2 separate regions of the Homo sapiens genome follow, and region 2 is linked to region 1. Evidence: chromatin loops called from intact Hi-C (ENCODE). Cell type or tissue: CD14-positive monocyte. All regions are shown on one strand. Each heading gives the region's core, and the rest is flanking DNA. Links, peaks and the distances in the headings are about the cores only.

Region 1 (16,863 bases), core at 5,910-13,909:
GTTGAATTTTGGACAATCAGTTTATATAGCATGGTATTTGTTCTCTAAATGTTTGTATTAGATGGGATCAGGACCATAAATAACACTTAATCATGCTGAGATTACTTTAATAGTAATCTTTTTTTATTAACTGATTTTTAGGCTTTTATCCAAGCCTAGAATGGCCATTTTTTTTTGTTATGAGTTGAATTTTGTCCCTCAAAAAAAGATATGTTGAAGTTGTAACCCCAGGTACCTCAGAACATCACTGTATTTGAAATAGAGTGGCTGCAACTATCATTAGTTAAGATGAAGTCATTCTGGAGTAGGGTGAGCTCCTAATTCAATATGATTGTTGTAAGGTAGAGGAAGAGATAGGAGCGATGCATCTACAAGCCAAGGAGCACCAAGAACTGCCAGCTATTCCCGGAAGTTAGAAGAGAGGCATGGGGCAGATTCTCCCTCCCAGACCTCGGAAGAACCCAAGCTGGCCAATAACTTCATTTCTCACTTCTAGATTCCAGTACTCTGAGGGGATAAATTTCTGTTGTTTTAAGCCAGCCAGTTTGTCATCTTTTGTTATTAGTTTGCCCCAGCAAACTAATATACCTTCCTTACAGTTAGCCACCTTTAGGAGTCATCTGTGTATTTATATTCTTCCAGAAATGTTCTATGCATATGCATGCACACACACACACACACACATACATTATTTATTTTCTTTCCAGTGTACTTTGGAATTATGTCATAAAACTGCTCTGTACTTGGCTTTATTATTACTTTTTCAATGAACGTAGTAGAAGCTTTTTTATGTCATAACACAATGAACTACTTTGTTCTTTCTAATGGTTGTGTAGTAAGCCATTGCATGGATTTAATAGTTTTCTTTCTAACCCATCCTCTATGGATATAGTCATTTAGACTGTTTCCAGTTTCTTTCTTTTTTTCATATAAACAGTGCTGCAGTGGACATTCTTGGATAAGTGCCTTCGTGAACACATTCAAATATGTGCATATGATACAAATATGATAAATTTCCAGAAGTGGAAGTATCAAGTTCAAGAATATATGCATTTTAAAACTTGCATATATATTTTGCATTCTTATCTTCATATGAGCCTGCATCTTTGCACTCTCATTGGCTGACACTGTGTGGGATAATACTTTTGATTTTTATAATTTTCTAAACTATGAGTGAAATATAACTTCATATTGTTTGGTTATTTCTATTTTATTTTTATACAAAGTAGCCAATTTTTCTAATAGATTGCTCTTATTTATATGTAGGAGCTTATTTTAAAAATGTATTTCTTAGTCCTATTGAGTTGATATGAGGAGGATAGTGCAAGTGTCAGTTATTAAATGTGAATATTTTTGTTCTCAAAGTGACTTTTGTATACAAAACAGACTATTCAAAGGCTCACTTTTGCTTAAAAATTTAGCAATCAATTTATTAAAGTTAAAAATCCAAAAACTGCTTCTCACAACATTTTTTTTTTTTTTTTTTTTGAGACGGAGTCTTGCTCTGTCGCCCAGGCTGGAGTGCAGTGGTGCAATATCGGCTCACTGCAAGCTCCGCCTCCCGGGTTCGAGTGATTCTTCTGCCTCAGCCTCCTGAGCAGCTGAGACAACAAACAGGAGCCTACCACCACGCCCAGCTAATTTTTTGTGTTTTTAGTAGAGACGCAGTTTCACCGGCTTCTCACAATTTTTAAATGCAGCTTCCTGATCTTATTATTCTATTTGTAAATCTAAAGAATTTTAGTAACCACATTTAGGAGAACTTTGAATGTGTGTAATAATATTTATGCACTTATTAAGTAAATTCCTTCATACATTTAAAAACTAATTTTGTAAATTTAATATATTCAACAATCTTTTGAAGTGTGTCAGTTGTCTAAATGAAAAACTTTCCCAAAGTACTTAATACTTTTAAATATCTTAAAGGAAAGCACATAAACACAGTGAAGCATAATCCTCTTTCATATTTCAAAGCTTTTATAGACATTGTTGTATCTGCGTTTAAATCACAAGTCTATATCAATTAGTTCATTATGCATCTTAAATTGTAATTATGGAGCTCATCTCTCATTTTAATATGCCAAATTCTCTTAAACATTACTAATATTTTGTAATTACCAAATATGAACATAGCACTGACCAAAAGCATCAATAAGATTGTTTTAATTCTTTTAGGCATTCCTGTACTTAATTCTAAATTTTTCTAGGGTTAATGTTTAGCTACTAAAGGAATTATGTCATCTCCATCATTTTTAGAGTTGCCTAATCACCCTGCTGGAGGTTGTGGTTGTATAACATTTAAAGATTTAAGTCAAGACATTCATTGAATTCTGACAAAGCATACTGAGCCCTACTTAAGAACTTAAAACAGTGGTCCTTTCGTCCTCTTACTCTGGGAAGCTAAAGTCCATGGTGCTTGGAATAGCTCTGTGTCTCCCTTCCAGGCTGATCGTCTGACAGGTTTAACTTTTCTTTTAGGACAGAGATTGTCTTACCCATCTACCTCCAAAGGCTGTAAAACTTGATGGAATCCTGCATTCCCTAAATCAGCTGCCATACTTAATTCTTACAGATACTAAAATAATATGAATTGGAACTGAATATTTTCTCATGGCTTTTTCTTTTCAGTCACAACTTCAAAGGACATTTGGCTGGCAAGAAGAATGGCTTGGCCTTGGTTGTAATTTATATGTATCCCAAATACCTTTGGATAGTCACTTGTGAGTTGATTAAAAGCCTCATACATCTTGATCATATGGCCACCAACTGAAGGTCAGATACGTATTATACACACAGATTTAAATGTATTTATGAAGGCATTTATTCAAGAGTGCCCACTGCAGCCTTGATTGTATTAAAAAGATTGGAAATAATCTAAAGGCCCATCAATAGAGGACAGGTTATATCACCTAGTAAAGGTTACAACATCTATGTAAAAGCACTTAGGATTCAACTTCACATTTCATAGGACTGAAGATGACATATTTTGGGGGTCTGACAGCTCAGTTTCTGGCAAGCTTGGTACCATACCCTCCTGACTCACCATCATTCCCAGACTTACAGGGAAACAATCTGAAGTCACTTCATCATACAGGGAAGGTAAGAAATATATCTGGATGGAAATAGAGTCATCTTCTACCAGTATATTCCATCTAATCTACTTTTCCATAGTGTGACATTGTGATCAAAGAATATACAGTATTTGAAAAGGAGTAGATTTGAACACCTTTTTGACATAATGAGTAAGTCACTAAAGTATATTTTAGCATATATACATTTCAAAAATAGGAAGCTCTGAGGCAATAGGGACAGACAGCCCCTGCCTTCAGAAATTTATCATCAGAAAGAGGAATATTTACTTATTCTAATGTTATTTTATATTATGGCACATAACATATTATTGCTGAAAGAACTATTAAAATTAATTGTTGTACATTCTTATTGCATAAATAAGGTAGGACCCAGAAAGGCTAAATTATGTGATCCAGATTCCATAAATAGTAGTAGAACTGTGTGAGTGGTAGGGACCCCAAATCTTAGAATCCATGTAAGAATAGTTTATATATTGTTATACCATTCTCAGACCAAGGGTGCGGATAAATTCTGAATTTTCTAAACCACAAGTCAGAATTCAATCAATACTGCTTTGCAGTATTGCATGAACAGAGATGTTTAAACAAGTATCTAGAAGCTACAACAAAAGGATTTTAAGAGCAGGCTTTCTTTCTTTCTTTTTAAAAAATCAGCCTATGACTTCATATAAACAAGGTAGCATTTTAAGAGTTAACTGTTAAGAACAACATAAAATTGGTAGCACGGTTTATGGGCAGGAATGGCAGATTGCTACGTTTCCCAAACTATATCAAGTTTTTAAAAGCACATGCAATGCAGCTGGGATTCTTAGTACAGAAAGTAAAGAAAGTCCCGGAAATTTTATGGAGAAGTTTTCATTTAAGTGAATATGTGTATTTTCTGATCCGATAGAAGACTCACAGTTTTTTTGTTTGTTTGTTTGTTTTTTGTTTTTTGTTTTTGAGACAGACTCTCCCTCTAGCCCAGGCTGGAGTGCAGTGGCGCGATCTCGGCTCACTGCAAGCTCTGCCTCCCAGCTCATGCCATTCTCCGGCCTCAGCCTCCCTAGTAGCTGGGACTACAGGCCCCTGCCACCACGCCTGGCTAATTTTTTTTGTATTTTTAGTAGAGACGGGGTTTCACCATGTTAGCCAGGATGGTCTCCATCTCCTGACCTCGTGATCCGCCCACCTCTGCCTCCCAAAGTGCTGGGATTACAGGCGTGAGCCACCACGCCCGGCCAAGACCCAGAGTTTAATAAGATTCTCAGGGTTTCATGAAACTAGAAATAGTTAGGAGTTACTAATTATTACCTCCTAAGTACTATGACTAAAATCCTCTGCTACCAGCAACAGGCAGCTCCTTTTAATATGTTGATTGTCCAGTCCCAGAAAATTTAGCCCACAATACCATCAATGCTTTAGTTTTTATTTCTGACACAGGTTGTGACTCCTTAATAAAAAAAATACAGGCTTCACTAAAGATAATTATAAAGTACTGTTTTTGCAAGCTATAAACATACATATAATAGAATACCAGACATGAAAATAGCTGCATTCAAAATTAAATAATTTCTCCTGATGAATTTAACTATTAATCAGTGCTTATGTAATCCAAATGAACATGAGAGTGGGAGGGAAGTCATCCTCTCTTTAGATTTAAATAAGAAGCGTTTTGTCCCTTATCCCACATTCTTATTGTTTCCCCCAATAAATCCAGAGATTGGATGGGGGAAAGGGACTGCAGGAATACTTGTTTTCTCTTCTGTCTCATCTCCCCCAGTTCCTCGTTTCTACTTGCTCCAGGTCATTCTAAGCTTGAATAAAGCCAGTTACCTTGGTATTTTCTGGAAATGTTGGCACATGTGTAGCCGACTTTACTGAAGGTTTCTAGCAATGCAGGGGATTCTTATCACAGCACTAGAGACAACTTTAAATTGAGCATTGACCCCTCTGCTCACAAATGACCGCCGGCGACCGCACCCCTGGGACTTTCTCATGGAACCTGCTTCTACAGGCTCTGCCACCTGCTGTATTTCCTAGCTCCCTCCTTCCTTCTCTCACTTCCTTCTCTCTTTTCTCTTCCCCCTTACCCTCGTCACTGAAGAACTTTCAGCTTTTTTTTTGAAGAACAGCTTACCTAATCTTTAAAAAAAAAAAATGCCATATTACACACCACGTTTTAGGAGAGGGTCTCATTTTTTCCACCCAAAACAATTTTTCAAGTTATTTTCCTAAACAAAGGTAGCTTGTATCATTAAGAGAAACTCTGGTGTCAAGTAAATGATTAGAATAATTTATCTTTTTTTCCCCCATCATGTTACACTTAATTTTCCTTTTTGTCCAACTAGAAAGCTCTTATTTCTTCTTACCTGGTGAGCATCCAGTGCACTCTATGGATGTTGTAAATATGTCCTTGGTTTTATCTGATGCTTGGTTTGAGATCTCTTGTTGGCTTTTTCCTGCTCTTTTCCAGTTCTCAAAACTGACATTTCTTTTTCAGAAATAAAGTTGCCTTATGATCTTTGGGAAGGCTTGTATTTATTTCTTCTCTATGCTTACTGAGCTTTACTTTTTTTTTTTCTTTTTTTGCACGATCAGAAAAGTAGAGGAAATAAATCCTCTTCTCTACTTTGCTAAAGTCATCTTCCAACCCTGAGGTGCACCCCCCCTTTTTTGACAATAAGGGGAAAGCAGCTAATAAACACAGACTAACTCATTTGGTTTACTTTCCCTCTCCCTATACTTGATAAAATACTTGATTTGCAATAAAGCCTCTCTTATAATTCTATATCCTTAAGATATACTTTAGTCTTTATTCAGGGGTTAAACGTTTTATTCACTGAATGTTTAAAAACATGGTTTGAACAAACCATGCTGAACATACTTTATGCTGAATCCTATGGAATCCTACCCACACAAGCAGCTCATGATGTTTTGGAGATGTGCAGGAGGTTGATATTTTGAGTAAGGCAGTGCAGGATGCTCTGTTGGAGGATAAGAGATACAGAAAATGAAATTAGGTTTTAATTAGAAAGCCATTTTAGGGGTTTCTGGATATTAAGACAAGATGCTTTTGGGATGGCAGTGAGGACACACTTGAAGAGGATGGCATTGGAGAAAGGGTTGTCCAGAAGGAAGAAGGTGGTCCAGATGAGAGAAGCTGAGCACCATCCCAGCAGAACCATGGCAGCAGGACTACAGGAGAACATGAACTGCATAAAGTCAATGTCATGCTCAGCCAACTTTCTGAACATGGAATGTCAAAGACAGTAAGAAGCTGAAGATTTCTCAATGTCTACACTCAGAATACCTGTGAGGTTATTACAGAGTAATGATCAGTTCTTGTCCGGGTAGGGACATAGTAAATGGAAGACAAGTTGTTAAAACTTTGTAATATTCAAGGTCAATTGATATTTGTATATTCATTTCAGACAGTGTGTCAAATATGACTGATTTCCTGGAAAATTTATGTCTCCTAAGGAAAAGAGTTTCTAATTAGCATCTGTTTCACTTAGACCATGTAAATGGCGAAAACCATTCAGGCAATCTGTCATACATCCTAAATTATATGAAAAGCTGTCTACATTAATCAAATAAATTGTGTAGCATTAGCCTTTGGGTTCTCAGACTATTTTTCAGCAAACACACATGCCCCACAATGCTTCTACTTCTTCTTTTAAAAGTCTATTTTTTAAAAAAATGTGGTATGTCTAATGACTTTTCCCCCTTCAAAACCCTGTGTGTGGGAGAATAACTGATGGCTTATAATGAATTGTTTCAAATTTGACTCTCTTCATAGGCAATGTTATCTAAGCCACAGGTCTAAAAACCACTTATATGCCAGCAATTCCTAAATTTATATCTCTAGCTCTAACCTCTCCTCTGAACTCCAGACTCATATACACGCTACCTCTTATATATCTCTACCAGGAGGTCTGAGAGGCGTTTCAACCTAACAGGTCCAAAACAGGGCTCTTCTTTCCCATCAACCTGCTGCCTCTTCATTCTTCCCTCTCAGTTGATGTCATCATCCACTTGGTTGTTCAGATGAAAATTTAGGATTCATCCTTAGTTCTTCTCTTTCATCCTTGACATTGACACCACTGGGTAAGTTGGGCCAATTCTATCTACAAAATTCTTTGTGAATCAGTTCACTTTTCTCCATCTCCTTGTTACTACCCTGAACTATCTTCTCTCCTAACATTTAACCCATTATCCAGAAAGAAGCCAGATTAATTGTTAAAAAAAAAAAAAAATCAAAATCATGGCCCGGCACAGTGGCTCATGTGCGTAATCCCAGCACTTTGGGATGCAGAGGAGGGTGGATCAGGAAGTCAAGAGATCGAGACCATCCTGGCCAAAGTGGTAAAACCCTGCCTCTACTAAAAATACAACAATTAGCTGGGTGTGGTGGCGTGCACCTGTAGTCCCAGCTACTCGGGAGGCTGAGGCAGAAGAATTGCTTGAACCCAGGACAGAGGTTGCAGTGAGCCAAGATTGTGCCACTGCACTCCGGCCTGGTGACAGAGCAAGACTCTGTCTCAAAAATAAATAAATAAATAAATAAATAAATAAATAAATAATCCAAATCAAAGTACATCCATTTCCCTCATGCTTGGAATAGGAATCTATGTGATCCTATACCATCTACCACTCTAATTATTCTCCTATTCGGCTCTAACTATTCTCCCCTTCTCATATGGTGACACAGCCACACTGGCTTGCCTTATGCTCCTTGAAGAGTTCAGGTTTATTCTTCCTTTATGAATTTCACTTTCATCAGCTGGGACTATCCTCCTTCTTGAGACTCGCATGTCTGGATTCTTTTCATTCTCTAGTTCTTATTTTACATTTCACTTCCTCAGCTAACCCTTTCTTGATTCCTTGTCTCAGTCAGGGTCCACCCAGGAAAATGCAATAATGCTTAAGTGTTTAAAACACAGGAAATATAATACATAGTATTGGTTATCAACATGGTTGAAGAGCTAAGAAGCCAAACAGGGGGTGGTAAAACAACCAAGAGATTAATAAAAGCAGAAAGTCACTACCAATCCTAGTCCAGAGGGACAAAAAGTGGAGGTGAGTTTACTGGAGTTCAGGGACCACAGCAGAAGCTAGAATTACATCAAACACATCTGGTGAGAGCCAGGGGGTGTATGCAGCCCTGCTGAAGATGCCGTCTAAGGCAGAGAGAGAGGGCAGAAGTACTCTAGCTTTTCCCTTCTACCAGTACTCCATTCTCGTATCAGTGGTTCCTTTATTAAATCCAGCCTTAAATCAGCTAACACAGGAGACAGCGAAATGCCTGCGGGGGTCAGCCCCACCACAGTACAGAGCAGAGCAAGACATGGGAGAGAAATTAGTTGGAATGGAATCAGGCCAAGGATGGGAATATTGCCCAACTTAGTAGCCCTTCTTGCTCAAACACATCTTATCCCATCATTCCATTTACATCACAGCATACATCATCACTGCATAGTTTCTTGTTTGTTTATTTTTTATCTTTGTCTCAAGGTCATGTCCAACACAGCACCTGGCATATTTTATGTGCTCAATAAATAATTGTCAAATGAATACAATGGGAGAAATTTTTTATCTATAAAATCACATCAGAAAAGATGTATAAAGTATTCATTTAATAATCCCTTCCATGTTTGTGTACATTGTAACTAGAAATACAAGCTGGGTTATTCATGAGATCAATAGTAACACATTTCTTATGGGGACCTTAGAAGTTAGGTTGGATCATGGGGTTGGGATGGGGAGAAGTGCCTACTGCTATATTTTTTTTCTGAAGAGATGACTGTAATACTTTTAAAATAAATACCTGATTCAGTCTCACAATTGTGTTTTTGCTTCCTTAGTCAACATTCATCTTTAAGAATAACTTTACTGAAACAGGATAACATGTTTTTTAAAAATTGTAGAATGCTTTTGGTCACAAGTAAATGTTTCCAAAATCAAGGAATGCTAGAAAAGATTTAATTCCTAAAGATTTAAATTAAGAATTTAAAATTAATAAAAAATTAAACATTAAATTTCAGAATTTCTCATTTTCCTTCAAGTCATCAACTTCCCTTAGTAGTAATAAGTTCATTGAGTTCATGCTGTTTATAACACAGTTAGCATAAAGATCTCAGAGCTGTAGATGCAGTTTAACATACCATTCTCTTGTTTTTCATTGAGAAACATGAGATTGAGGAATACCAAGAGGTTTCTCTCAGGATTATAACACCAGAGGACCAAAGGATCCTTAACAAGATAATCAAATCCACTCCCTTTGCCTCCAAGGTATGCAATGAATTATCAAGCTAAAGCAGGATTACATGTAAATCCACATTTGCTGAGAGCTCTTGGGGAAGAAGATTGTAATGACCCCATTTTAATAGCATTTACTGTTCATAAATGTTTCCTGATATTTATGCCACATCCTTCACACTACAATTTAAGCCTATTGAGCTCACTCCTTCCTGACCTCCCATAATATGCTCAATTTTGTGTTGCCCTTTAGTTTTTTCATATACGAAAGTTCTGTCTTTATAACAAGATCATCTATAAGAATTACATGGCTTTACATTGTTTCAGTTCTTCCTGGAGTACAGGTTGAGAGACTTCTCAACTAACTGATGGACACCTTTTATAAATTTAGAAGTTTTGCAAGAACATAGCCACAAAAGTAGTTAAGAATATCAGATTTTATTCCACTTTGAACCTTCAAGTTTGTCAATTGCATGGGTTGCTAAAAGACTTCTGTAGTTTCCTAATTCTTAGCAAGATTTTTTTCCCCACATAGTTAGAAGGGTTAAGCCTACGTGATAACAGTACTCTTTCATGTTGATATTGCCTTTCATACAGATGCATATAAGTAAATATGGACAGAAATATTCAAATAACTAGTCAAATGATAATAATAAAAATCTAAATGTTAGAATCTATTTTGGAGACTTTTAATTAGCTAGTTATTGATGTACATGTGTAATGTACATGATATTAGTACATAAAGAGATTAAACAATAATCATAATAGGCCAATATTTATTGAGTTATTGTTACATTCCAAGCCCTCTTCTAACTCTCTTTATATATAAAAACTTAGTTAGGCTTCATGACAATTCTGGGTTGCTACTATTAATATCTCATTCTAAAGAAAAAGGAAAGCTGATACACAGAAATGTAAATTGTCCAAGAGCATGCAGTTGGTAGGTTGCAACTGATGTTCATATCTAAGAACCTGTGCCCCTAACCACTAAACTCCGGCTTCTGTGGTGAGAGGACTTTAATATTTAATAGGAGGTGTCCAGGAAGTGGCACATGATGGTTCTGGTTTCAGTTCTCACTACAAGAAGAAGTGACTTGCTTGCCACAGCAGACAGAAGACCGCTGTTCTCTCAGAGGAAACGCAGCTGCCAGGGAGAAGGCACATATAGACACAGTAAAGCTATGGTCAGCATTTGAGGGGGCTACTGGAGGGAAGCAGAACTTTATGAAGAACTCAATCTATAAAAGTGAGGCTTTGAGCTAGTAGTGGCATGAGCAGTGACCTAGACTTAGAAATAAGGACCCTGAAGTAAGATATGGACATTCCAGCCCAACTAGGCATCATAGTATGTCAATCATCCTGCCCACATTAGAAGAGCACCAGACAGGATCAGATCTGTTTCCATAGGTCGTAGCCACACAGATAAAGTGTTATGACTAGTTGCTTAGTAGAACACACTGATGGTTTCTTGTAAATCATTGTTTATAACTAGAAAGATAAATTGCATACAATTCTTATTTGAGAGTGTGGATGGAATTATTGTTAGTAAAACCCTTTCATCATCGTCTGAAAGTTCCTAGTCAAAAGAATCCTGCTATGTTTTGATAAATATGAGTTTTTGGATAAAAGAATAGGGTGAACACATACTCTGACTTCAAAGTTCTTTAATGTTTATAAAATTTAGGTGCTACCTGCTGCAAATATATATATGTATGCATATATATGTGTATATATATATATATATATAATCATCTAATGCCATATTTCTCAGCTGATAAATACACATGTACATATACAAATACATATATTTGCATACATAATCTTCTAATACATTATCCTCTCCTGTTCCAGTCTCCTCAATTGATTGTCAAAATCTCCCCATGTTCCTGCCCTACGATACTGAAAGAACATTATTTTCCAATTTTATATTACTTTCTGCAGACACAAAATCATGCCATGTCCCTTCTTACCTCCAAGCTTGTTGTTCTTGTTGCTTCTGCTGGGAACGACCTTTCTAGATAAATCTAAATCCAGTCAATTACTCTTCAAGGCCCAAATCAAGTGCAGTTTCCTCAGATATTCTCCACCCAACCCTGATTATTACCATCTCCATCCTCCCTTGGTACTTCCTGCTCGAGACACTTTGGCAGTCAATCACATGCTGCCCTGAACATTGCCATGTTTCATGTGTGCATACATTGCCTGACAAATCATTTGTATATTTCTTGGGGCTAGGAACTGACTCTTAAACTTTTTGCCTTTGCACAACTTCTAGGATAATGTCAGACGTTCAGCTGACTCTCAATGCATAGCTGTTTGCAACAAAATGACTTGAAAGCACGTAATTGTTTTACTTCAGACTTACTGACGTCAATAACTACGTTATTTTTGAAGGACATTTTTTCCCCTTAGGTCCAGAAAGACCTGTAGGGCACACTGTACATCACAGTCCGGGCTCCCTCTAAATCCACTGCATGTTCAGTGACAGGAATTGAGTGTATCCTCTTGTCTCCACATGCTTTTTAATCCGGGTAATTTATATATTTCTACCGTTGGACAAAAAGCCATTTCATTGGAAGGAAAATGTCCTATTATTATAGAGGCACACAATTATTTGAGTTTAAACACATTTTGATGATAGTCCGCCAAAGGAATTTTCTCACATGGAGGTGATGCCTATGTCAGTTTAAGTCCTCTGTGTCCAGAAATTGCTACAATTCAGCTTTATTGGCATTGGCATTTAGGCAGGCAGCTGTTGAATGGACTAATGAGACATGGTGAACATAAAATATATGGTTTACTTAATGGGTTAAACTCAATAATCACACAGCATAAGAATATATCTCAGCCTCAATCATTCCAATGTATCTTAAAAACTGTAATACTTGTGGATCCATCCACTGTGAAATTACCTAAAATCTCCAACTTAGTGCTTTTCATCTTGACTACCTCCTGGAATGATGGCTTCAATAACATTAATAGCACTAGCAGTTAGCATTTAGCAAGTACTTCTTATATGCCTGTAATTATCTCCATTAATCTTCACCACAAACCTGTGAGAGATGAGGAAATTGACGCCTAACGAGATTAAGTGTCTCAGTCAAGGTCAAGAGTACAGTTAGTAAGTGGTAGAACCAGGGTTTAGTGCTCTCTGCCTCCTCAAGTCAGGCTAGTCTAAACTCTCCCTATGCTCAGCATCAGCATCACCTGGCAGCTTGTTAGAGACCCTGAGTTTCAAGCCCCACCAGGACCTACTGAACCATAATCTGCATTTCAACAGTTTTCTCAGGTGATTCATACACACATTAAACTTTGAGAAGCCCTTCTCTAAACCACCGGGTTATAATGCCACCCTTCCTGCCCAGTCTGTATCTCCCATCATTTGTTCTGAACTTACCTCTCCAAACTTCAGGGCAATGTCACTGTCCAATTTATAATTAAACCTTTGGTGGTTCTTTGGATTTTATCTCTTCTTTCCTCAGCTTTCAGTTTTTTGAGTAAACTTTTAGGGAACCTTCTTTAACACTCAAAAATGTATTGTTTCAATTGCATTTCTATGGTCATTTCCCAGCTCTCTATGGGTTTCTTTAAAAGAAATGATGCTGGCCGGGCACAGTGGCTCACGCCTGTAATCCCAGCACTTCGCAAGGTTGAGGCAGGCAGATCACGAGGTCAAGAGATCGAGACCATCCTGGCCAACATGGTGAAACCCTCACCTCTCCTAAAAATACAAAAATTAGCTGGGCATGGTGGCACATGCCTGTAGTCCCAGTTACTCGGGAGGCTGAGGCAGGAGAATCACTTGAACCCAGGAGGCGGAGGTTGCAGTGAGCAGAGATCGTGCCACTGCACTCCAGCCTGGTGACAGAGTGACACTTCGTCTCAAAAAAAAAAAAAAAATGATGCTAAGAAATGATGCTAAGACCACAGACTGTTCCAGATAGAGTCACCGTTTGTCTTTGCTCTTGGGAGTTATGGTGACTCCTAAAACAATTTATCATACGTCCAGCATTGCATTGGCTTTTTTTTTCCCCTTTGATTCAGGAACGCACACTCACTAGTGTCCTTAGGGAGCAATGATTACCTTGGCTAAAATAGATGCTCACTTACCATATCTGAACTGAGAAAGAATGACGACAAACAGATTGTTTCTGATTCTCTTTGCTGAGCCCTAGTCATTCACCACCATTCATTTGATATGTCTCACTGAATTTATGAGTCCCTGAACGATCCATGCCTCACATTATTTCCTAACTCAGTGGTAGGACGCCATCTGTCCAGTTATGCAAACCAGAAATTCAAGAGCTGTTCTGGATATCTCTCTGTCCTTCATCTCTCTTTCCTTCTGTTGATGATTTCACAGCCCAAATTTCTCCAAGTCCTCGTCATCTTTCACCTACCCTATTGTAGTAGCTTCCCATGTACTCCACCTATATTTTCGTTTTCTCCTTTTTCTGATTATGCTATCTCTTCTTTCTGATTATGCTACCTTTCCCTCTGGCTTAAAGTATTCAGAGGTTTCCCTTTGTCCTTAAGATAAAAACAAGACTCTTCAAGTGATCTCAGAGGACCTGTCTCCCCTACCTTAGATCCCAATCCTATCTTGCACTGATGACTCCATTCCCTCTTTGTGGCAACTACCCCCATCCCCAGGCCTTCCTGCCTTTCCTCATGTTGGCTGTGCTTCTCCCTTGCGCTGGAATGCTCCCTTTACTCAATAAGCATCCTTCAGAGGGCTGGGCATGGTGGCTTACGCCTGTAATCCCAGCACGTTGGGAGGCAGAGGTGGGCTGATCACTTGAGCTCAGGAGTTTGAGACCAGCCTAGGCAACATGGTGAAACACCATCTCCACAAAAAATACAAAAATTAGCCGGTCTTGGTGGTGTGCGCCTGTAGTCCCAGCTACTCCTGAGGCTGAGGTGGGAGGATCACCTGAGCCCCAGTAGGTCAAGGCGGCAATGAGCTGTGATAGCACCACTGCACTCCAGCCTAGGAAAGTGAGACCCTGCCTCAAAAAGATAAATAAATAAAATAAAATAAGTATCCTTCAGAAATCTGCTTCACTTAGGAATCCTCTGACAACTCTCTGTTAGATCTCCCTATTGTGCACTCTCATCCATTCATTCATATATTCGTTCATGTAAATAATGCAACAAATATCTATTGAGCTACTTTTCTGTACCAGAGTCTGTGCCAACGGCTGGAGACAAAACAGTGAACAAAGCATGTGTGGTTCCTGATCTTATCATGTAAAGTGGAAATCAGAGCACAAGTCTCTCTCATTTCATAGAACTTATTGTAGGCCCAATTTGACACTAATTTTTATGACATTATATTTATATTTGTTTCTTATATAGACTTTAAGCTCCATGAAAACAAGGATTTCTTTCTCACTGTTTTGTTTCTGGAAGCTAGCTAGCACCATAGCTCTCATTTAGCAGACAAAATAAATACATATTGAGTAAGTGGATTTTAGCTATTTAGACCTAAATGTCCATATTAAAATTCATCTGCCACATATAGACTCATTAGATCTTAAAATGTTTATTTTCCTCTTAAACTTGTCATTTTAGGAATCATAGCTCAGTGTCAGTCACAAACATTGGATTTTTAAAATAATTTATTTTAAACTATTTATTTGTTGCTAACTGGTCAATGCTAGCTCATTCATCTCTATAATTTCTCCAGATAATAAATAATCCCTGCTTGGAGAAAGAGCCCTGAAGTATCTTGGAACACTATTTCCTGCAGAGTTTGGTCCACTTATTCATTATGTTGAGTTTTCTATTGTTAAGCCTCATTCAGAGTTTCTTATTCATATCTAAATATCGCTCTCAGTCCCTGAGTGACTAAAGTTCTGAAGCAGATTTTATAGTAGCTTTAAAAATCTGAGTATACTAAACATGCTTGCCTCTCCCTTCCCTCACTTCCTTGAAGAAAATAGCATGCCTCACTTTGTCTTCAAAGGGTTCCAAGGTCAAATACTACTGGGAAACAATGGCTTAAACACAGCAAAACAAGTTTTTTCCTGTGGCACTTTTTCTTAGAGCCCATTAACTTGCTATTTGACACGGTGAATCTTCAAGTGTGAGGGGATACTGCATATTCAGAACACCAGATTTTTCAAGCACATGTGATAGTGGGACTCTCTTCTCCATGATCACTCATCAGAAAACTTTGGGAAGGGTTGCTTTTAAATCAGCCTGACTTTAGATGTGGAATAAAATGTCCGCAGGTCATTGGTTTGGTTATTACTAAAAAATGAACTGTTTCGGTTTTCCCTGAAACTTGGCTGATTCCTGGAAGAACGTGTGTCCCACTCAACTCAAAAAATAATTATTGAACACTTGTTCTGTGAATGTCTAATGCTGGGAGCTCTCTTGGCCAAGAAGACTACAGTGAAGTCCTTGCTCCTGAGGAGTAGGAAGAGAAGAAAATAGTTGACATTGAGCCCCTGTTCTGTTCCAGACCTGCTGCAATGCTGACACACAGCACCCCTAAATGGTAGAAATAATTATTCCTGATGAGAAGACAATGGATGCTCAAGGTCACACAGCAGGTAGGAGAGCTGAGAATAAAATCAAGGCCTCTTTCTTTCCAAAGCTTGTCTCTCCTTCCCTACCCCTATCATCCATGACCTATGTACAATCTTGTGTGAGAAACTCACTGAAAATAACATGAATATTATATCAGCAAATACAAGTAAAGTCCTATGGAAATCATAAGGGCTGTTTAGCTGTTTCAAAAAGATGATGTTCTTTTCCTTCCCCCCAAAAAAGGGTTTTCACCCAGAACCAAGCTTGAAGAGTGTATTTCGGTGAATTATGTAGCTAGGAAACCCTCTGCCTTTGCTGCTCTGTCTTCTTTAAGTAAGTTGTGAAATTTCCATTAATGCAGAAGTAGAACTACTGTTCAGCAGAAATTCATAACTTGTGCTTGTGGTTTATATTGGTGGTGGCAGATGTGATTTCCTTCACAAAATCCCAGAACTGGAAGGAAACATAGAAATTGTCATAAGGCTCCATTCATCACAGTTAGGGCAGTGGAAGCCTAGAAAGACTCAATGAATTATTTGTCCAGAATCACATCAGAAACAATAGTACAAGTATGTATTAATGATGATGGCCAAACCATCACTTCTGTTTATTGAGAATCTACTAAATAATGTGGCCTTTATAATGTACTTGTATATTACGTATTATCCCTATTTTCAGAACAGGTGTTTCAGGCTCAGACAGGTTAAGCAACTTACTGTAGGGCACACAGCTCAGAGGTGGTAGACCCAGGGCTCCAACACAGTCATTCTGACACCAAAGTTTAGGCTCTGTCCACCATGCTGCTCCATGTTCCTATAAAGTGGGCTCATCAAGACAAGCAATCAGGAGTAATTCAACCTAATTCCTCTTGACCCCAAATCAGATGAAAATCTGGGGGCCCAAGAAAGCCTTGAAAGCACATCATTTATATGAGATGTGATTGAAGAACAATGGGCCTGTATTTTAAAAAAGTATGTAGGAGGTCATTGATCCA
Region 2 (16,863 bases), core at 4,421-12,420, 50 kb before region 1:
GGTTCACGCCATTCCCCTGCCTCAGCCTCCCAAGTAGCTGGGACTACAGGCGCCTGCCATCATGCCTGGCTAATTTTTTGTATTTTTGAGACTCGGTAATTTATAAAGAAAAAGAGGTTTAACGGACTCACAGTTCCACGTAGCTGGGGAGGCCTCACAATCGTGGTGGAAGGTGAAAGGCACGTCTTACATGGTGGCAGACAAGAAAGACAGCCAATCGAAAAGGGAAACCCCTTTTAAAACCATCAGACCTCATGAGACTTATTCACTACCAAGAGAACAGTATGGGGGAAACTGCCCCCATGATTCAATTACCTCCCACCAGGTCCCTCCCACAATACATGGGAATTATGGGAGCCACAGTTCAAGATAAGATTTGGGTGGAGACAAAGCCAAACCATATCAGTAGCTACTATTAAACCAAAGCTAGGTCACAGAAGCTATGTGTTGTGTAGTCTTGTGCTCTTTCCAACATTGCATTTCCACAGTAAGTGTTTAAACACTTTTAGAACAGTAAGAACCTATGCTCAAATGACTAATAAGTGGAAAGGTGGAATGGTGTAATACTTTATTTATTTATTTATTCTGAGACAGAGTTTTGCTCTTGTTGCCCAGGCTGGAGTGCAGTGGTGCAATCTCAGCTCACTAAAACCTCCACCTCCTGGGTTCAAGTGATTCTCCTGCCTCACCCTCCCAAACAGCTGAGATTACAGGCATCAGCCACCACACCTGGCCAATTTTTTGTATTTTTAGTAGAGACAGGGTTTCACCATGTTGTCCAGGCTGATCTTGAACTCCTGACCTCAGGTGATCCATCTGCCTTGGCCTCTCAAAATGTTGTAATTACAGGCTTGACCCACTGCACCCAGCCTAGTATTTTAACTAGTAAAGCCCAGGTGGAAAAGTGAGATGGTTTGCCAGTGTAAGAGCCACCTCCTGCTCAGCTCTGCCTTCTGAGCCTACAAAAGTTGGGTTCTGATAGAAACAGACTCTGGGAACAAAATCTACTCTAAGTTACCCAGAGATGCCTGTTCCAATGAATCCTGAGTTAAAATTCATGCCTACGTCATTATCACGGACAGTTTAGAAGCTCTGCTTCACATCATCTGGGAAAATTTTACTGTGGAATTCTTAAAACATTGATATTCATGGCATTCCCAGATAAATTAGATCACAGTCTCTGGGCATAGAGACCCAGGTATCAATATATTTTAAAGATTCCTAAATCATTTCAATATACTGACCTATGTGAGGTGCGATGGTTTACTTTAACAACGCTTTATCTGCTTAAAGAAATACCAAGTGGGTTAGACTTGAGCTGGAAGAAAAATAGAGAATAATTTGGCCACATCATTTTATTATAATGATTAGAAAACTGAGGGCAAGAAAGAGAGTTTGACTTGTCTAATTGTGAAATAGCTGGAGGGGACAAAGCTGGCACCAGGAAAGATCTAGCATGAGACTGTAATGCCTTATTCCTAGAGATTACCTGTGTTTGTTTTTAAAAACCATTTTTTAAAAACAGGATGTACAAAGCCCATTACATGGGGACTGAACCAAGAATGCCTTCCATTTAGCAGATATACCAAGCAAAAGAACAAGAAGATAGCTTAGCAGGGTAATTTGAACATGGTATTTTATAGATGTTTTCTGAATCAAAATAGAAAAAGGATCTTACATGGTCTCATTATACATTGTCACTAGATTCCTTTTTGCCTAGGTAGCAGGAGTTACTTGGTCAAACTGTCTCATTAATATTGATTTGGCTGCTTTGCCTAGGTCTGAGACTTGCAGATCAAAGCATTTAAATTTATTTCGGTACATTCTCTACTATTCAGTGTTTGGCCTTTTAGTTTTAGTTTTTTTGGAATTTTTTTTTTTTTTTTTGAGCATGATAGGAAGTCTAAGCTCTTGAATTGGCAACTTTCAATACTCTGGACTCATTATAACCCATCCTAATTTTGTACCCACCTCTACCCATTTTGTTTTTTTTAATAACTTGTTATTAAGAATGTCTCTTATTGGAGCATAAGAAACAGTCCTCTCCTTGCGATAGTTTGCTGAGAATGATGGTTGCTAGCTTCATCCATGTCCGTACAAAGGACATTAACTCATCATTTTTTATGGCTGCATAGTATTCCATGGTGTATGTGCCACATTTTCTTAATCCAGTCTATCATTGTTGGACATTTGGCTTGGTTCCAAGTCTCTGCTATTGTGAATAGTGCCACAATAAACATACGTGTGCATGTGTCTTTATAGCAGCATGATTTATAATCCTTTGGGTATATACCCAGTAATGGGATTGCTGAGTCAATGTTCTCACTCATAGGTGCGAATTGAACAATGAGAGCACATGGACACAGGAAGGGGAACATCACACACCAGGGTCTGTTGTGGGGTGGGGGGAGGGGGGAGGGATAGCATTAGGAGATATACCTAATGTTAAATGACGAGTTGATGGGTGCGGCACACCAACATGGCACATGTATACATACGTAACTAACCTGCACATTGTGCACATGTACCCTAAAACTTAAAGTATAATAAAAAAAAAGAAAAAGTAAAATTAAAAAAATAAATAAATAAAAAATAAATGCATGTATTATTATCTAAAAAAAAAAAAAAAAGAAAGAAACAGTCCCCTCTATAAAGAACGTTTAGAAGAGTTTAAACTTCAAAGAAGCTTTATGCATCCAAATAAGGGCACATTCTTTGTTTTTGGATTTTGGTTTTTGGGTTTTTTTTTTGAGACAGAGTCTTGCTCTGTCTCCCAGGATGGAGTGCAGTGGCATGATCTCAGCTCACTGCAACCTCCACCTCCCGGGTTCAAGCGATTCCCCTGCCTCAACCTCCCAAGTAGCTGGGACTACAGGTGCCCACCACTAGGCCCAGCTAATTTTTGCGTTTTTAGTAGAGACAGGGTCTCACTATGTTGGCCAGGCTGGTCTCGAACTCCTGGCCTTAGGCAATCCACCCGCCTCGGCCTCCCAAAGTGCTGGGATTACAGGCATGAGCCACTGCACTTGGCCTTTAGACGGGGCAGTGCCACCCAATTCACGGCAAGTGTCTGAAAGTGTTCACAAGCTGAACAGAAGTATTAAGGTTATGATCAATTTTGCAATTGTATTTTTGCTTTGTTGTTTCAGCACAAGGGCTATTAGTTTGAACACTTAACTGCACTAAAGTTGGAAAAAATAGAAAGTGTAGTCTTCACAGTGAGAACATGTTCTGGCCTCTCGGCAAAGCTGGGTGTAAGTTAATATGCTTGTATGAACACAGACATGCAGAGACAATTGATTCTAGAATCCCTCTTTACACTTATTCAGCTTCTAAGAAAGAGAGCAGTGTCAGAATGTCCTTTTGGTCTTTTGATCACGTGGAATTTTTGTGAATATGGACATATGAGGCTTGAGGTTGAATTAATTGGCATTAGAGAGTATACACCCATTTCAGCTTTAATGTGGGAGAAGAAACATATTCCACCCCAGTTCTCAAGTATAACCTCCTCTGGCTTAGACTACACAGAACAGGAATCCAACTTTCTCCTTTAACTCACTTCTACAAAGGAAAGGAAGTGACATTGAAACTTCAGGGAAACTACAGAGGTTAAAAATCACATTTCTGTCATTGCCTTACATTGCTGGCACTGAATCATTTGGGCTATGACCTGCTTTACATCAGGGACCATTTGGTACGTGAGTTTCATATATCTCAAGCAAGCTGGGTAGGACAATGTTGTGGGCACAACTTGACAAGGAAAAGACAATGGGGAATTACAGTCTAGCGCATAGCATGCTGCAACGTAGCTTTTGCAGAGCTCTGTATTTGGAGGTTGCTAGGCACCTATGCCCATGCATAATTCTTTCCTTATATGGTATGTCTTTCCTTATGTGCTGTTCTCCATTTTGTACTTGTCCCTGGGAAGTGATGTAGGGAAGAGAGATTGGCAAGGTAATGACTACAACCTTGAGCCCAGAGTTGTGATATTAAATGTCATCTCGAACCACCTCACTAGCTGCTTCTCTTTCTACTTAGAGAAATATCAAGTCACCTATGGAAGAAGCCATGAGTGATTCCCATTACTTCTGAGGAAAAGCTATTATGAAACCATTGTTCTGGGAAAAAGGATAATATGGCTTTATTATGGGGTTGGAAGAGTTTGGCAAAGGCTACTCTTTCCCATATACTTTAGGCTTTAAAGCTCAAAGGTATCTGGGAAGCTGGTGAACAAGTCTATAGAGTAAGCTGAGGCACTTCTGGGAAATGATCAATGGGCTGAAGTGGTCTGACACAGTGGAGAGGGCCCAAGGGAAGAATTCCCATAACAGGAAGGTAGGCAGTCTTAACTAAAGACCTGGCACAAGCATTAGGTGTCCAATCTGACCCAGCCAAGCAGACTCGGGCAGCATGGGCATGCCTTGGTGCAGTGGCTGGTGGGTGGCATGCATTATCACACTGAAAGAGCCGTGTGACCAGAGGGCCTGTAGGGACATGGCGGAACTCTACTGAGCACTTCCCATACCTGGAGACACTACTGCAGGACCAGAGATGGCCAAACCTGCCCCGCTCACCAGAGCACTTTCTTCAGTGGCTAAAACCCACCAGGTTTTGGTGGTAGCCCAGTCACTTGCACTAGGTGACTGTGATGAGGCTGAAGACTTCACACCATGGTGACAACAGCAGGAAGGGACCCTCATAGGAGACCCCAAGACCAGGAAGGCTTGGTATTTCTAGTTTTGAAGTGATATTAATCAGAACATATACCAAGAAAGCACTTTTGGAAGAAGATTTTAGAAAGCTAAAGTGTTCATAGGCAACTGGAATGGGTCAATAGAATAAACCCGTTTTAAAATTTGAATTTAGAAGAACTTTATTTTGTATCATTAGATGGTAAAGTAGGATATTATATTTCATTCTGCTTCCCTCCCATCCTAAATCCAAGGGCATACAATTTTCTAAAGAACGAACAACTTACATGAAAAATATTAGAGTTTTAATATTAAAAAAAACTACTACTGACATAGAAACCTCTAGAATTTTTCTATTGCAGTGTCTTTGGGGCAGTGACTTGAAGAGAAGCACTCTGGAACTGATACAAAACACAGTAAATGCATGAGTTTTACTTTAAATTTGGCATCTAAATATACAATGTATTATGCTTGATCCTGGCAGGAAAAGGTAGTCAAAAAGTTAAGACTCAGAGGCAACGCACTCACACCATTCATAGCTTTTACTACAATCCTCCCTCATCATATACTGACCCAAACTGACCCAGCAAATGTTTTACTGTTTTCATGTCTGTCCTTTCTAAGCTAGGTTAGATATTTCTACCAAAAATAACTCCTCTTCCTATTTCCATGCTAGGTTTTTTGTTTGTTTGTTCTGTTTGTGACGGAGTCTCGCTCTGTTGCCCACGCTGGAGTGCAGAGGCGCGATCTCAGCTCACTGCAACCTCCGCCTCCCAGGTTCAAGCGATTTTCCTGCCTCAGCCTCCTGAGAAGTCGGGACTACAGGTGCTTGCCACACTGCCTGGCTAATTTTTGTATTTTTAGTAGAGACAGGGTTTCACCATTTTGGCCAGGCTGGTCTCAAACTCCTGCCTCAGCCTCCCAAAGTGCTGGGATTACAGGCGTGAGCCACCATGCCCGGCCCACCATGCTAGTTTTAAAATGAATGATACAAATAATCTTGGCAGTTTGTTCCTAGAATATACAACATTAGGTTGTGCATTCTCATCCCCGTATGAAATAATCCTGAATTAAGTCAACATAGATGTGCAGCATACCTCACTCGTGGACTTCAGGATACAATCATTTCTTCATCCACGTCCCTCTGTGACTTCACCTATGACGCATATGCATATAAATCCTAATTATTGAATACTTCCCACTTTCTATTCAAGTGCCATGACAGTAGTCAGCTTGAAACTCTATGCGGATGTTAGAAGAGTTTTTAAAAAGCATGTAATTTAGAAGCATCTGTGCTATAAACATTAAGCTATAAATGAAGGGCTACGTACACTAGTAGAATTATTTTATGATATATACCACACCAGGGCACTTTAAAACAAGCAGGTAATCTTAAACTTCTCCTCTTCCGAAAACCAGTGCAAGAAATACTGCCTGATATTTGGTTTCTTCTTTAATAGCCTGGCTAAATTATATAAAATCCCAATGTGGTTTCCCTTTCCAGGAAAAGCCCCATATTTATATAATCCTCAAAGCCATTGCTTGAGTGTTGCTGTACCCTTTCTTGCAACTCATGTTTCAAGGACACACTGTTTAAAGAGTTTGAAGGAAGAAGAATCCAGCTGCCTTGTAAATCAGCACAGAGCAAACTAGGGTGTACATAGTGATTGTATACAGACAGGTGGAACGTATTTTTTGTTGCATTTCTGTATAGAGAGCAAAACCATGAAAACACTTCTTACAGTTATGCAGACTCAAAACAAGATCAGTTTAACTAATCTAATTCGAATATGTTGTCTCTAGGTTCTAGGTGGCATGTCCTTTGTTTTGATATTCAACCTACCCATAGAGTTGGCATTAACCTTCCATGAGAGACTTGCCGCTGGGTCACATTTCCACATCTGATATGATCTATTCGAGTTGGGGAAGACATCCACAACCAACATGGCAGTTAGGCTTCATCTCCAGGAATATTGGTGGCCTTGCTAATCCCAGTGGCTATGAATAGCTATGTTTGTTTTGATTTGAAACTGCTTACTATTTACTGTCATCTGGTGTGCTCAAAATATTATCATTTAAAAAATGGTTCTTCATGATTTAGTTAATTTCCTTTAGACAAGACATGGTTGCTTTCAAATTAGATGAAGGAAAAAGGAGTCATTTAAAAACAAAAAGTGACTTGATATTTATTTGTCAAATTTCAGGTTTGCAGAGAACCAGCAGCCTGACAACCAGCCATCTCTCCTCTTGATACCAGTGTTCAAGCAGGCTGAAGGTCAGAATCTTGGCAGTTTGTTTCCTAGAATATACAACATCAGACTGTGCTTCCTAAAAGTCCAGGAGAGTTCTTCTACGAGTAAGAATATATTCCTTATTTGCTTATTTCTTGGTTACTGGACAAATTAGATAGGTTAATGGATAAGAAACCCCTGGGTAATTTTCGTTTTTTGTATACAAGGGAGAGAGGTGAATCTGTCAAATTGGTGTCTTGCTTTTTGTGATCATATAATAATACCACATGAGTCGAATTCCAGATCCAAAAGAAGGCCTCCCAATAGTTAGCCTACCTGCTTGAAATTGTGCTTATGATTATTAAAAAAAAAAAAACTCTAAAAAGCTGCTGCAGATTGAGTACAAGATGAACAAAATTGGCAGAAATGCACAAGTATTCTTGAGCTAAAGTTCACATCTGTCATTATTCTCTCATCTGTTGGGAAATAGTATTGGAACAAATATGTTTTGTGGGAATAAATAAATGCACTTTTAAACTGAGGGATGTAAAAATTCCAAATGACAGTATTCTACTTTATACTGAAGTAAACAGATTAGTTGTTGCACAATTGGAGCATTTACATTGAACAACAAAGTGTTCTAATGTATTGAAATATCTGTATACAGTTCAGTAACTGCAGAAATAGATGAGCATAGAAAGGTTCACTTATTAATACAATAAAACACCGACTTAATATCAGAATTTTGCTTATAAAGTCTGTAAGTGAGACAGGTTTTGTTTCATGAATTCTTTATATAAATCCAAGTTTACATACCTAAAATCACACCTGTTAGTATCATGTAAGTAATCACCATTGACTGGTCTACCCTTTCACAAACATGGCTAGACATCTATCTTTGGGATCAGGAAGCACACTCAGCAAGTTTGGAAGCATAATTCAAGGAACCTTGTGTCTAGTAGAGATTTCAGAAAAGAACCACCCCTTGGTGACCCCAACCATTAAACATTGTTCCTAATCCAGAGAAGACCTCAGGAATTCAATTTCTATACCACTTTTCACAAGTCATTTAGATGACCTCTACAGATAAGATTAAAGTGAATGATAGTGTTTCGGAGAACTAAGACTTCTTAGGAAGGAATATATATTAAATAGCTCACACATCTTCTTTCTTGGTTGTAATACTCCAAGAACACAAGGACAGATCTCAAGTTTCACCTTAATCTGTACAGATTTCAGAAAGTTTATTCTAGGATTTATAGAGGGACTTTGAAGATTTTCTAATATGTACACTCCACTGGATTGTTTTCTTTGGTCATCTATTTTAGTCATCTCTAATTAATCCAGGGCTGGGGAAGGGGAAAAAATAAACTTTGTATGAGTTGCATAAAAACAAGATATCCTAGAAAAGCTACCTGGTTATGTCATCAGCTAACAGTTTCAAAGGCTCAAGTCTTGACTACTCCATTTACATTTTTTAAGATAAGCTCTTGAGATGGTATTAACCATTTTGGTATTAACAAATTTTGAGGATCGTAGAAAAATCTAGTTTTCTTTCCCAAAGGCAACATCATATTCTTTTTACTTTTGATCTGGACATAATCTGTAAGATTGAAGTAATTAGTATCTTAACTTTATATTAATATGAAGTAATAGCCCATGCAAGATGTTGTTTCTTATAAACCTTATACTACTAGCCTGATAAACAACTCTGTTGGGATATTTTAAAAGGCAATGCATTAATTAAACAAATCATTAAATCATAGGGTACCAAATAAACTGCTACTTCCCTAAGGGCTTAACTTATTTGACATGAAAAATTTATATACTAGGACAATTGAGTTTTTCTGGTTTTCTAAGCTGTAAAGACTCATTTATTAGATCTATGTGTGTATCTTTTAATATGTGTTATTCAAAATCATCTCCAGCTGTAGATAATTTTACAGTGCATCTAGTACTGGCCAGCTCTTTACTCCTTCCATGTTAAATGAGTTTGGTTTATGTTAATGTTGAGATTACTGTATTGTCTAACCTGCTTAAAAAAAAAACTATGAATTATATTGTTTTCTAGTTTGCAGAGTATTGGCTAGAAATTGTATTGAGTATTTTTCCTTTTCACTAAAATTTATCATTTACATACCTGCCTAGCCCTCAGTGTCACACATATCACATTAATGGTCCAGGTTTGACTTTAGGCAAAAGGTTGGTTAAAAAATCTGACTTAACACTGGGAGACTTTCCCAGAGTAAGCAGATGGGATAAGGGTTCTTCTTTCTCCAGGCCTGTTGAATGCACACCAGTCTTTAAGTTAACTAATCATGGGGGTACCACTCTGGTTTATAGTTCTAGCATGAGGTGAACTAATAGGAATGGTTCTTTATCAAATGACACTTAGCTGAGTGTCAGCTGAGACCTCTTGGCCCTTTATGAAATACTCATATTTATATTGAACTAAAAAAAGGTTTCTGGTTAGTCTACCCGGGAATGTCAACATCAATGAGTCATAATAAAGGAAGTTTCCTTGGTTCATAAAAAACATAATACTTAAGCAAGATGTTTCATTAGCTTTTATTTTCTTTCAGAGCAGTCTCCTCTGTTCTCTGAACCACTAATGACCTGCTGCAAAACTCTGTACCTATTAGCAATTGCCATTTCAATACTTAAGGGAAATGTGGGATGGACACAAGTGATTAGATAGGGGCTCCATTTGTAGCCTCTCTGTATGCTTCTTACTATGGTCATTAAATAAAAGTAACTTGATTTGGTCCTTGAAGCCTTGGAGGATCCACTCCATGGTAACATGTGCTATTTTCTAGTCCTCCTATGTAGGCATTTTTAGCATCAGAGAATGCAATTCGATCATTTGTTTCCTTAGCTGAACGCTATAGCCCTGTGCAAAGACAAGTCTTCTTTGAAAGCCACTATTAAGTTCCTAATCCAATCTTTATTAAAAAGACTCAATATTGCAGACAAGGAAGTTAAGACAAATCCTCCAAAAGTAATGACCAAGCCCTTCCATTCTCCACAGGAGCCTTTTAGTAAAGCAAAATGTGAAATCAGAAAAATATTTACAGTTGCAGTGTTTTTTTAACTAGCAATGTGTTCCTTAATTAACATACTACAGAAGCATATGAACAATTAGTTCCATCAAGGAAAACAGTGAGAGAAACAACACTACCAAGTTTGCATAGTACCTCCAAAATAAGCAAAGTTCTACTTTTAGAGTTAATTATCAGAGGTGAGATGTGAATAAAGTTCCCTTCTCCGAGTCTGTCATTCGCTCTCAGAGCTGGGGCGGTTTCCTACCCTAAATGCTATTTTATATTTGCACCTGGGTCCAAAACATTCCCTTAAGGGGGAAAAAAACAAATGTCTTTGACTCTTAAGAGTATGTCATTTCCCTTATATTGTGCATGGCCAGAGAGATGACGCAAATGGTAGGCCACTAGCTACCCTAGATTTTGCTGTGAAACCATGATTATGACAAAACTTGAAAAGCCTGCAGACACTGACAGCCTTTTTTGTTGTTGTTGTTTAGAGCACATGGGGGTCTGGTGATTGATCCCAACTTAAAGCCATTGCAATTTAGAGACTAGAAACCAAGTTTGCCCCTGAATTCCAGTGATCTTTACCAGCAAGTTAATTCATGTAATCAAAACTGCATCCCTACTAAGTGCCAGGCATTCTTCTAGAGCTTGGGATATACCAGTGAGCAAAATAAAGATTTGTTCCCTTATATGGTTTACTATCTAACAGGGAGCAAAACATAAGTGGAGTATAGACTTTCAGAAGATGAAAAATGCTCTGGGGAGAAAGGAGAGTAGAGGAAAATAGATTTGGGAATCCAGGACTGAGAATGTCCTGGACATGTTCCTTAGAAACACAGAATATTAGATTTTTAAAAGTTAAATTTACCTAATGTTTATTGTATACCAGATGTGATGCTAAGACATTATCATTTAATCCTGGACAGTATCATCCCTATTTGACAGGAGAGGAGGCTGAAGCACAGGAGTGAAGCAACAACCTGCAAGTCACACCAGCCTAATACATATGCTTTAATGTCTTTGCTTTACAACAAAAGAGATAATTAATTTAGTTCTTCAAAGACTGGGGCAACGTGCATAGCCAGAAAGTACTTTCAGGAAAGAGGAACTAATAGCAATGCGTAAAAGATATTCATGTCTGCTTGGCTATAATATAGGGCCTGTGCTGGGTTATACCAGGGGAAAAGTTAAAAGGTGGGTCAAACTGGATTAGGGTGGGCGATAGCACTCTGTTTTGTCTAGATGGGACTGGGAGGACTTTCAGGTTTTGAGTGATGGTGTGGAGGTTGGGGTGGTGACAAATCCGAGTACAGGGACATGGCATCAAAGAGTCAGAGAGCTCTGCAGTATGACAGTTGCACAGACTTGCCCTTTGGAGTGATTCAACATTGCCGGTTTCTTTCAAATATTTGGCTAATCTTCTGGAAACAAAGGCTTTTAATTGAAAGGTTAAGGACTAACAATCTCAAACATTAGATTCAAGGTTATCCCATCTTGCCAAGCTCTGATGCTTAGTGACCCTCAAACTTCAAATAAATATAATGTCTTAAAGGTGGCTTTTTAAAAAGTCAAAGGCCATTATGTCTTACACCCTACATTCTAAGATCGATTTCATCATACAAAAGGGCCCCCCTAATGTCTGCTTTATAGAAATGTATATGAAGTGGAATGACATTTTGAAATGTGAGCTCCTTTAAAACAAAAAAAGAGCATCTTTTGTAAATGGCAGCTATTTACTAAGATAGTCCTGCATTTATAGCCTCTTGTATGAAGCAGAATGTATTAACATGATTTTTCCCAATTTATATATGTTTTTCCATAAAACTGTTGAAAGTCTGGAAAGACCAGTGCCAAGAAAATGCTCATTAAGAAGGGCAGTAGGAAAGGAAAAGACAGATTTCTGCTTCTTATACATTTAGAATAAGTGATATTGGGGCGATGCGCTTTCTGTATTTTAAAAATTAAATTCCTTAAAGATGTGCTAATTTGGTAGACAGCAAAGCTTAAAATGTAGGCATAAGTCTACAGTCTAACTTGGGCTAAAGACAGAATCATGAAGATGCTCTAGGGTTCAGTCACTTTCAATTAAACTCAAAAGTGAAGGGAAACCACACATAGAACATAAGCATATCTGAAATCACATAGAACAGTGCCCATAGTCAGCTGTCAACACTTTCATCTTAGGCATCATTAAATGATAGCTAGGCAGAGTTGTTGGGGAAAGCTCCTGACATATGAAAAATTCAACAGTAAGTTTTCAGTCAAATGATAAGTAGAAGTCAAAAAACTCTTATGCTAGGATTTTCAAAGTTGGTCAGTGGATGGCCTATAGTTGGTTTCCAGCCTGGGGTTCTTGGAAATGCTGGGGTCTGTGCAGACAGTAATGAGTTTGTGACCTAATTTTAGCATTTTAAAGAGCCTAATGGATATCTTAATTCACAATACAGCTGCACAGGGAAATAAGAAACAAAACAAAACAAGATTCTTTGATTTGGGCAGAAATTGTGTTAAGTCAAAGCAATAGCCTTAATTATCCAGTGCTAAGCCAAAGGTCTTACCTATTTTCTCAAATTTTATTAGTAATTTTATAAACAATTTGGTGGACACTTTTAAAAGGAGAAACAGAAGGAGAATAAGAAGTTGTTTGTGGATAAAGTATCAGGCTGAAATCTATTCACCACAATTCTTATTAGCCAGGTGATTACATCCATCAGGTCAGACAGATATATGAGCAATGATGAATACTCCATTGGTAGAAGTTAAACTAGCAACTTGGAAAGACCACACCATCTGGAGAATTTCAGTAACAGCTTGTCTGCCTTCCTCAGGCCCTGAGCAGATATAAACTAGAAGAACATATGGATATTGCTCATTATAAATAACCTTAAAGTTAAAAAAAGGGGGGGGGGTGGTCAGAATTGTTTTACTTATACCAACAGATGATAAGGCAAGCTAAAGTTTTCCATTTTGCTCACTCTATAATAAATTGCAATTGATGTTGTAAATGAAAGTGGCTTGAGTTACTCACTCACCTGGCCATCTGGTTATTGTTTATTAAACACCTACTATTTGCCAAGCACTGCATTATCCTATGTATAGAGTGACAAAATAGACATGGTCTCTACTCTAAAGGGGCTTAGAGGTTAGGTAGGGGAGAAAGAACAAGCAGGTCACAGTTATAACTGATGCTATGTGTTTTGGAGGAATTGTTTCTGATTAGGGTAGAAAGCTTCATTGCTGTTAATAATACTTCATAAAAGGAAGAAAAAGTAGTATTACATCAAGGAATTATATATAAATTGCTGTATTGATATCAATTATGGAAAGATGCAAATGTTGTCTGAAGGGTTAATAACCCTCTTCAACAATTTTTAAATTATGACACAAATTGAGGGGATATTTACATTTAATATTTATGAGTCTCCTATAACCACGTTACAATCTGAAGGACCATCTGTATGGCAGTAACAGAAGGAAGCAATTCTGTTATACCTGAGGGTATTGAAGAATTTCAGTGATGTTTCCTTCAGAGTTATCATAAGATCCAAAGTTCTGAATCAACACTATCTTCATAAACACCAGAAGGAAACACTATGCTCATTTGGCATTCAGTCTGGCATTCACTTAAGAAGTACAAGCAATTCAGGGAACTTCTGTATTCTAGAACCAGACATGTTCTGTGGCACTTTTAATTACCAGATTTTCTAAGAATACAACGTGTCACTTTCAGATCAGGCCAAACATTGAACCTCAGATTTCAGTGAAACAATCTTATGAAAATGTAACCAAGGGTCCCTACAGCTTGCTTTAGTTATTTAAAGAGCACTACCAAGTCACAAGAGCATTATCAAGGGGCTACCAGGCAGCACTTGGTCAATGTCAGTCTTCAAGGAAATGGACTTCATGATCAATACAAGTAGTGAGCCCTCCACAAATGTTGGCCGCATGAAGTGTAAGAGTCCAGATCCTAACACAGAACATGGTTGTGCCCACTGTTTCTATGAAAGAGTTCTTGTGCAGAAAACTGAACATTTGCATCACTATACACTAAGTGGGAACAGCATTACAGAATGTACTTCGTATGCAGATATACCTAAAAGATCCACAACAGTACTGTCTGCAGCTTAGAATGAAGCTAAGATTTTATCCTAAACTGTTCATGTTTAATGAATGAGTCAAACCTCTGAAAGTCTACTTTTCATAATTACCCTTTATTTTCACACCTCTCCTCCCTCCCCATCATATTTTTTTTTTTACTTAGTTCCAGCATTTTTCCTCAACCTTGCCTCACCGCCACCCTGAGTTCCTCCTCCCTAAAAAGCTATACCACGTTGTATCATACATGTCCCTCATGATTAGCGGACTTATATTATGGTGTTTGTTGATCTTTTCTACACACATAGCATAAGTACTCCTTAATATATTTAAAACACTTGAAGTGAAAAACAAACAAACAAACAACTCTTTATGGGATGAGCTCTTTCTTCCATTTTCTCCAAAGGGCTTCAGTGAGAATCTAAGGTGTAAGAGACTCTGGTTGTAACTGATCTCCCTTTATGGCTAAATTTTTGTAGGAGTGTTTACTGGCCTCCTAGCTTTCCTGATTTTGAATTAATCAGGTATCGGTGTTCAATTCCTCCATTCACATTCAAGCTGAGATTCAAAGCCCTTCTAATCAGGCTGTGGACTATACATATACATGGCCACCTGCTCTCTGAAGAGGCCGTTGTCTTCTGTTTCCCCTAAACAGACACATAGACACACCAGACCTTCTTATGTGGTCTGCTAGCCTGTAATATGTACTGCCTTCACCTTCTTGAATTTCGTGAAAACCTTCATTCCAAGGCCACTCAAGATGTGTGGTCTCAGGGAAGTCTTTACCGGCCTCTTACCAGCCATTTCCTCACATTTGCCATGACCTATCATTGCCCTCTGATTCATGTAGAGCTCTTCTCTCAATTCAATAAAGCTTTTGGGATCCGAAAATTATTTGCCCTACTTTTCTAGGCTCGACACAGTCTGTTAATGAGCAGTGCGCTTAAAACATTAGGGGTAATAAATATTTCTTTTTGCACCTTAATCTTAGGTTAAGCAACCCTTTTCTCTACTTTGATGATTTTTGAAGAAATATAGGCTTTTCTTCAACTACTAAGCAATCTCCACTCAAACACATTCTGCCAATAGAGCCAGGTTAAGTTATCCCAATCAGCATTTGGTTTTCCTGCTTTAATGACGGATCTGCTTGGCAAACACCGCATATTCTCATTTGTAAGTGGGAGTTGAATAATGAGAACACATCAACACAGGGAGGGGAACATCACACACCGGCGCCTGGTTGGGGGGTAAGGGGAGGGATAGCATTAGGAGAAATACCTAATGTAGGTGATGGGTTGATGGATGCAGCAAACCACCATGGCACATGTATACCTATGTAACAAAACTGCATGTTCTCCACATGTACCCCAGAATCTAAAGTATAAAAATAAAAAAAAAAAATCAAAATTCTTATCCTGACATCCATGGCTCAGTATAATTCATCCCTACTTTTCAAACTCAGACACTTCTCAGCCCTATGCCACCTGTACTGTTTCTTGGCCAAACTGACCAGTCAGAGTTCTTTAGGCATATCCTAAGTTCATCCAACTGCATGATTTGCATATGCGCTGCTGCCTAAAATGCATTTTCTCTTCTTACCTTTGCTTATTTGACTTCCATTGTTCCTTTAAAAGCCAAATCCATTAACACCAATGGCCTTTTTCTCCCTCTGGATCCACACAACACTCTGTACCACTTAACTACAATAAAATCATATGTTAGTTGAGTAGTTACTATTTTCTCTAACTATCTTATAGGCAGCTCTTGTCATATATGTGTCCCTCTAAGGTAAATATTTGCACCCAACTTTCAATTACTATCAACTTTTAGTCATTGGGAACTTCAGACCAGTTAGACAAATCAGAAATCACAAAGAACAGGTTTTCAGGCAGTTAAGCAAGCATTTCTGCATCAAGCTATCCTTTAGAAGACAGCGTGGACATTAAATATAACTGTCTATCATTTCAATTCTAGTACATGTATGCTCTCTGAAAAGCCTCAGCTATAGTTGAACCTTAGCCCAGGCAGAAATCAATATTGACCCTCCTTACTAGCAACCAACAATTGATGGAAAAGCCTGTTCTATCAGCTACATACTTGTTTTTTCTACTTCAAAAATGAATTGCATTTAAGTCGCTTAATTTTAGAGGTAAAGGGGGCAGGGAGCAACACAAAACAAAATCAAGTAACAACAACAACAAAACCTAATGCTGATATAACTAAAGCACAGCTGACCCTTCCCTTTAAAGGATGGATATTTGAGCACCTACTATGTGTAGCCACAGCAACTTCTGATCTTCTGACTCAGAGGGCAGTTGTATGTTGCCCTAGTAGATTCACATTTCGTCCCAAAGCCAAACTGGTATAGCATTCTTCATATGATTATGTCAGCCCTCTGACATATGTTCAAACACATTTGGTTTATTTCTGTTGCACTAAATGGTAACAAAAAGCACGTTAGCATCTGTATTACATATTACAGAAAACTAGACCAGGTCTTGGCCCCCTAATAGGACACTTAAAATATAAAAAAATAAGTGAGATCATTTGGATGCAATATTTAGAACCGAGAGGGCAGCTGTGTTCAATATGGACACAATTAGGGATGAAGTTATTCACTTTCCAGTTCTTTGGGTATGGATTAACTATAGACCTTAAGAGGACTTAACTGCCCTGCTCAGATGAGGTTTAAGTGGTACCTTAAAGTTAGTATTTGTGTGCCTCTACTGATTTATGAAGCATTGCCACATTCTCCTCCTTGATTATTCACATTTAATAGTTTAAAGATATATAGGAAAG

The links. Hi-C counts contacts between places; a loop is a spot of excess contacts. Peaks named below come from ENCODE experiments on the same cell type or tissue, not always from the same donor. Only the 100,000 strongest peaks of a DNase experiment are listed, where the experiment ranks them.
Region 2: a loop joins it to region 1, with 1.8 times the contacts of the local background. A loop is called at or near these places in 6 of 110 quality-filtered maps.

What each region holds. Positions count from the first base shown.
Region 1 is chr5:39,450,776-39,467,638 of GRCh38, forward strand. No RefSeq gene overlaps it. Among named protein-coding and RNA genes, the nearest start is that of DAB2, 34 kb to the left of the region's middle. In CD14-positive monocyte, for the core only: no CTCF peak of the experiment used is centred there; a DNase peak (open chromatin) is centred at 10,416; H3K4me3 peaks cover 821 bases; H3K27ac peaks cover 885 bases.
Region 2 is chr5:39,401,847-39,418,709 of GRCh38, forward strand. The region is part of intron 1 of DAB2 (DAB adaptor protein 2); the gene reads right to left. Among named protein-coding and RNA genes, the nearest start is that of DAB2, 15 kb to the right of the region's middle. RefSeq lists an enhancer at 8,528-8,697 and a cis regulatory region at 8,613. In CD14-positive monocyte, for the core only: no CTCF peak of the experiment used is centred there; a DNase peak (open chromatin) is centred at 9,405; H3K4me3 peaks cover 972 bases; H3K27ac peaks cover 1,022 bases.